Linked DNA regions of Homo sapiens: region 2 is linked to region 1. The links are chromatin loops, found by intact Hi-C in ENCODE. Cell type or tissue: PC-9. All regions are shown on one strand. Links, peaks and the distances in the headings refer to the core of each region. The heading gives the core; the rest is flanking DNA.

Region 1 (2,918 bases), core at 176-2,675:
CTTTGAATCATTGGAAAGAATAAAGAATGAAACAAATTCAAGGTTAATTGGATCTGATTTTGTGAAGCTGCATAAAGCAAGATTACTCTATAATACAAAAATCCAACCAACTCAATTATTGAGCACGTACAATGTTCTAGATTTCTTTCCCTTCCTCTTTGAAGAGAATATTTGTATTCCAAATACTCTTTGAGTATTTACAAAAAAGATTATGTTTAATCTTTACATTTGAAGCCAAAGTAATTTCCACCTAGAAATGATGCTATCAGTCCTGGCATGGTGGCTCACCCCTATAATCCCAGCACTTTGGGAGGCTAAGGCAGGAGAATTGCTTGAGCCCAGCAGTTTGAGACCAGCCTGGGCAACATAGAGAGCTCCTGTCTTTAAAAAAAATTTTTTTAATTAGTTGGTCTTGATAGTGCATGCCTGTAGTCCCAACTACTTGAAAGGCTGAGGTGGAGAGATCATTTGAGCTCAGGAGGTTGAGGCTGCAGTGAGCTATGATTGCGCCACTGCACTCCTGCCTGAGCGACTGAGCAAGATCTTGTCTCTGAAGAAAAAAAAAGAAATAAAAATGCTGCTATCAAAATCAAGCCCAACCAGAGGTAGAAGAGCCAAGAAGCCTGGGTTCTCATCCTAGCTCTGTCTCTTCTGTCTCTATCTTTGTGATCTTGGACTGTCAATTCCCCTTCCTGTGATCCATTTTACTGCAAACATAAGGGTTGCAGTAAAGGGTTGTCTCACGTCTTCTGCTTTAAAAGCCTATAAATATATGACCTGAAAACTCCAGTTACATAAAGGATCTGCAGCTATCTAAGGCTTGGTTTTCTTACTGTCATATGATACCTGGGTCTAATGAACTCTGCTGAGATCACCTCAAGTTTCTGCGGTTGGTAAAGAGAACAAGGGAAGAACAAACATCCCTTTTATTGCTCCAAATGGTGATTTAATCCCTACATGGTGCTGGGTGGACAATGTGTCACTGTCACATGCCTTCACTGTATAAATCCAACCTTCTGCCAGAGAGAATCTGTGGTTCTGGCCATGGAGGGAGGATAGTGGAAATGATATAGTTGGACTGGTGCTTGATGTCACTAATAAATGAAACTGTCAGCTGGTTGGCGTGTGAAAAATGCTTATTAATTATCATCACACCAAATGCTAGTATCTTCAGTATCTTGGCCAGCCTTCATTTCTTGAAAACACACACACACACACACACACACACTTTCTTACAAAAATCCCTCTCCAGAGTATCCTAGATATGCTGGCTGTTGTACAGCATGGTCAAGGTAGAAGAGCTTTAAAAACTAAACGAGTGTTTACACTGAGATCCAGGTCCATTTCAGATGATTTTCTGGGATGTTCTGGGACAGGGCCTGAGACCTGTCACTTGTTTTTAGTGAAGCTCTTGGGGTGAAGCAGTGACACAGAATTCCCTTGTGTGCTTAGGTACCAAGGTGAGAGTAGAGTGGTCATGAAAATCCAACAAGAAAGTGCTTTGTGAACTAGAAATCACTGTGCTATTCAGAGGCATCGTCCGTCTGAGACACCTTGCCTTGCCCTGTTGTCTTAAAGTGCTTCCAGTCTATACAGTGAGATGTCTTGGTCTTTTTTGGTGTTGCACAAGGAATGCAGTCAACACTGCCTGCGGTATCGCCTGGAACCTGCAGAGGGCAGTAGAAGATTGAACAAGGGGCAATATTGTCCAGGTGGCCCAGCAGCATCGCATTTGTTAACCATTAGGTACTGATTTAGGTAGGATCTCTGCATAGACCAGATGTCCTCGGAGGCTTCCCCAAGAGCTGAATTCAAAGCTGACTTAGGGTTTTAGAATGACAAAAGTCTCAAAGGAGCTCTCCAAAGACATGGGTCAGCCGTGGGAGTCTGAGCTCCAGATGAATGGCTAGCAAGGGGAAGGCAATTCTTATTTTCAGAGTATCTGCAACTTGCCAGGTGACAAGGTGAATGCTTTACCTACAGGGTCTCATTTAATCCTCCCAGTGGTTTTACGAGGTAGGTCCTTTAACCCCTATAACCACATGAAGGAGAAGCCCTACCCCTGACCATGCTGAGGGCTTACTCAGAGACATTTACTCCTAAGTGCCCACCACAACCAGCGGGCAGCTCCCTTACAGGCCAGGAAACCTGGTGTGTATTGGGAGTCACCTGCCTGTCAGAGTGGACAGTTGCTAGCCAGGCTCACGGAGGTGGATGGAGGCACCAGGATGCCCACCGTTTCATTTATAGGCAGGCTGAGGATTCTCTTGCTGGCACGGCCAGGGTACTGAGTTGTCATCAGGGCAGCTGATGAGACTCCCCTTACTCCAGAGCTAGGTGGCTGGGAGGCTGGGACAGGAGGGCAGGACAGAGGTTGTAGGAGGAACTCTGGGCAAGGGATAAGGACAGAAATAGTCTTAGCTGATTGATTTATGACTGAGAACATCCCCGAACCCATGGTATTTTTATCTTTTGCGGAGGGGGAGCCTGGAAACCTGTCCATTTGCTGCCTATTTTGGATCGTGGGACAAGATGATTCCTGACATACAGCTTCCTTAAACATGAGGTCACCCTGGTGCCCCCCAGGCCCAGGAGCCTGCCCTTTTGTTTTGTTTCTATCCTGAACTGGGGGAGTACGTGTTCCTAAGGCAGGAGACAGATCCTGTGACAATCTTGTCACCTGAAACAAATCAACCTATTGATGGAAGTGGAAATGTCAGGCACTGCCCAAAGGGATTCTGGCGTCATCTCTGTCCTTGAACTGTCCTGCTCTGGCTTGCACAACCCCCCAGGCCACCTCAGCATCCCAGAACTGGAAAGACCATCAAGTTCAATCTCTCTATTTTAGAGAGGAGAAACATAAGCCCACAGAGAGAAACTGACTCGCTCAGGGTCCTACGGCCCTTTAGTAGCACAGT
Region 2 (2,918 bases), core at 130-2,629, 190 kb before region 1:
CATGCTGCTTGCCTCCACCAGATGTCCACAACAATATGAAGTACAGCAGAAGCCCCAAGCAACTTTCCTTTCCTGGAGCTTCTTCCTTGTAGTTCTCAGGACCTGTTCAAGAAGGTGTCTCCTAGGGGCAGCCTGAATGCCTCCCTCAAAGGACCTGCAGGCAGAGACTGAAAATTGCAGACAGAGGGGCACGTCTGGGCAGAAAACCTGTTTTGTTTGGCTCAGACATATAGTTTTTTTTTTTTTTACAAAGTTTCAAAAACTTAAAAATCAGGAGATTCCTTCATAAAACTCTAGCATTCTAGTTTCATTTAAAAAGTTGGAGGATCTGAACATACAGAGCCCACATTTCCACACCAGAACTGGAACTACGTAGCTAGTAAGCATTTGAGTTTGCAAACTCTTGTGAAGGGGTCACCCCAGCATGAGTGCTGAGATATGGACTCTCTAAGGAAGGGGCCGAACGCTTGTAATTGGAATACATGGAAATATTTGTCTTCTCAGGCCTATGTTTGCGGAATGCATTGTCAATATTTAGCAAACTGTTTTGACAAATGAGCACCAGTGGTACTAAGCACAGAAACTCACTATATAAGTCACATAGGAAACTTGAAAGGTCTGAGGATGATGTAGATTACTGAAAAATGCAAATTGCAATCATATAAATAAGTGTTTTTGTTGTTCATTAAATACCTTTAAATCATGGATGTTAAGCAGTTTTGTTTGAATTAAAATATCCTGGGACTTCTGGAGATTTTCACAAGGTATTGGGGTGTGCTTCCCTGTCCCGCCTGTCCCTCATTCCCATTCACCCTGTCTGTAGTGTCGTTTCCTTTCTTCTCTTCTCTCTTCATGAAATTAGGGGCTGTGTGCTGGAAATAAAGAAGTATGACTTATACAGCCTCTCAGCCACAATTCAGAACTACAAGGAAGTACAATAAAGGTGCAGGAAAACGTCATGAGGTTAGATGCCACTCCTGGTGCTGAGGAATACACAGGGGGAATGAACACACTTGGTGAAGTAAATCTTCAGGTGTAGCTTGAGCTCTGTGACATAAAAGACTTCCAGTTCTCTCCATGACATTGAAAACTACCTTGCTTAAGTCCTTTATTTTACTACCATGTAAAACATCCAGGCCGGTCCTTGAGATGAAATAAATATACAATAAATGGCAGTACTCAGTCTCAGGACAAAACCGCCATTTGGCAATTTCACTTTTTGCCACAAGAGGGCGCTTTCTAAAATAGTATTTAGTCCAACCTTGACTTAATTAGGTCCAACCCCAGTCCTGTTGCCTGATCGTGGACCTTTCAAGTTAGCATGATCGTGGAACTTCTTAATCTGAATATAGGGTAGAGTAGCGTGAACTCTATGAAAGCTGAAACCTTCCCTTGATAATTCAGGTATTCTCAGTGTTCTAGGGCTGTTGTGTTCAATGACAGTTTGTCATTGTTTAGGGCTAGGATATGTATGTGGATTAAATACAGTAAAGGTCTGAACATGTGCTCATCTCTAAACATATTTCTTCCCACTTTTAAAAATAGGGTGCAACAAAATTATAGTTAATTGAGGTTTCCATGGACTGTTTTTTGGCTAAAATAATCTAACAGTGTCCTAGCTCACAAGATACTCTATCTTGGTCTTGCTGAAGCTTTCACGGAAGAGGCGTTTTCCTGCCAACCTTGAAGAAAATGTTGAGTTTTGTTTGTTTTTCAGAATTTAGACTTAAAGAGCTGAAGCAGACCTCAGACATCAGCTATTCCTACCACTTCACATTATAGGTAGTGACACTGAGACCCACAGAGTTAAAAGGCCTCCTCACAGCTGGTACAGAGCTGGTCAGAGCAGCCATCTCATTTTGTCCCTTTGAGGGTCAGATGTATGCTTCTTCTGCTTAAGGCACAGCCTTTAGGGCTGCCATCTGGATTTCTACAGAGCTCATGCAGGAGAAAAATAGCCAGAGCTTAAGTGCTGTTGCATAGTTCAGTTTATACACCTATTGTCCCATGCCTGTTTGTGTGTGAGGCTTCCCTCGCTCCGTGGGAGCACCAGGCTCATGCCCTTTCATAAACCTATTTGACAGAATAGAGAGTTTTCCCTCATTGGTGTAGTCAAGACAACATGTGTGTTCAGCATGGAAAAAAGGTTTCAGGTCATAAACCCCCTTATCCCTAATGCTTACTTTCATAAAGAACAACAGTGGCTCCACTGTATTCTAAAAGGAAAAAGGAGCTCTAATGAGAAATACGCAATTAAACAGCTATTTAGGCGGCTTAGACCCTTTCAGGAACAAATAAATAAATCCGTGGTTTTACAACCCTGAAGTTTGATAATAGCTCTCTTGGATTTTTGTGGTTACCTCATGGCAATCTCACTAAGAAGCAGGGGAGCAAGCTCTTGGCACATGAAGGAATAGGCTCATGAAGATTCATTTCTTTTCCCGCTTGGCCTTTTGGTTCTCTAATAAGCTGTGAGCTGAGGTCCATGCAGGGAAAACAAGGAGGGTAACGGCAAATGTAAAGTGAATTTTTCTGGAGAAGGATGCTGATTATTTTATAGCATCTACACTATCCTATGATGAAAGAGGCATAGAGCCGGGTGGCAATGTGAGTTCTTGGGTGATTTAATAAGCCATCGAGTGGATTTAATTTCTAAGTAAGACATTTGTTTATTCTTTGTACAAGTCCATGGAGTTGTGATCTTAAAGAGTTCTGTGTTATTTGCATTGTGCCTCATTTCTCCCCATCAACCTTAGCTTGAGATTTGGATGAATAAAATAAATAACTGGAGAAGGTTAAAGTATGCACCAAGCTGTGTTAGTTTCTTTAGTCCTGTCTTTTTGGGTTGAGGGTTTGGTTTTGCTCAATGCAGTAACAATCTAGATTCTTTATTGGAGGGATAGCGAATATCCCTTCCG

Evidence for each region. A loop is a pair of places that touch in the nucleus more often than their neighbours do. Peaks named below come from ENCODE experiments on the same cell type or tissue, not always from the same donor. Only the 100,000 strongest peaks of a DNase experiment are listed, where the experiment ranks them.
Region 2: it touches region 1 in a loop (5-fold over the local background); 4 of 110 quality-filtered maps call a loop at or near these places.

The regions. Positions count from the first base shown.
Region 1 is chr2:31,332,521-31,335,438 of GRCh38, reverse strand. XDH (xanthine dehydrogenase) reads left to right here. Exons shown (of 36, transcript NM_000379.4): 36 at 1-1,118. Among named protein-coding and RNA genes, the nearest start is that of XDH, 81 kb to the left of the region's middle. In PC-9, for the core only: a CTCF peak has its summit at 1,663 (motif pointing right); DNase peaks (open chromatin) are centred at 908 and 1,728.
Region 2 is chr2:31,522,373-31,525,290 of GRCh38, reverse strand. It overlaps SRD5A2 (steroid 5 alpha-reductase 2), which reads left to right. Exons shown (of 5, transcript NM_000348.4): 5 at 1-2,811. Among named protein-coding and RNA genes, the nearest start is that of SRD5A2, 57 kb to the left of the region's middle. In PC-9, for the core only: CTCF peaks have their summits at 1,034 and 1,236 (motif pointing right); no DNase peak of the experiment used is centred there.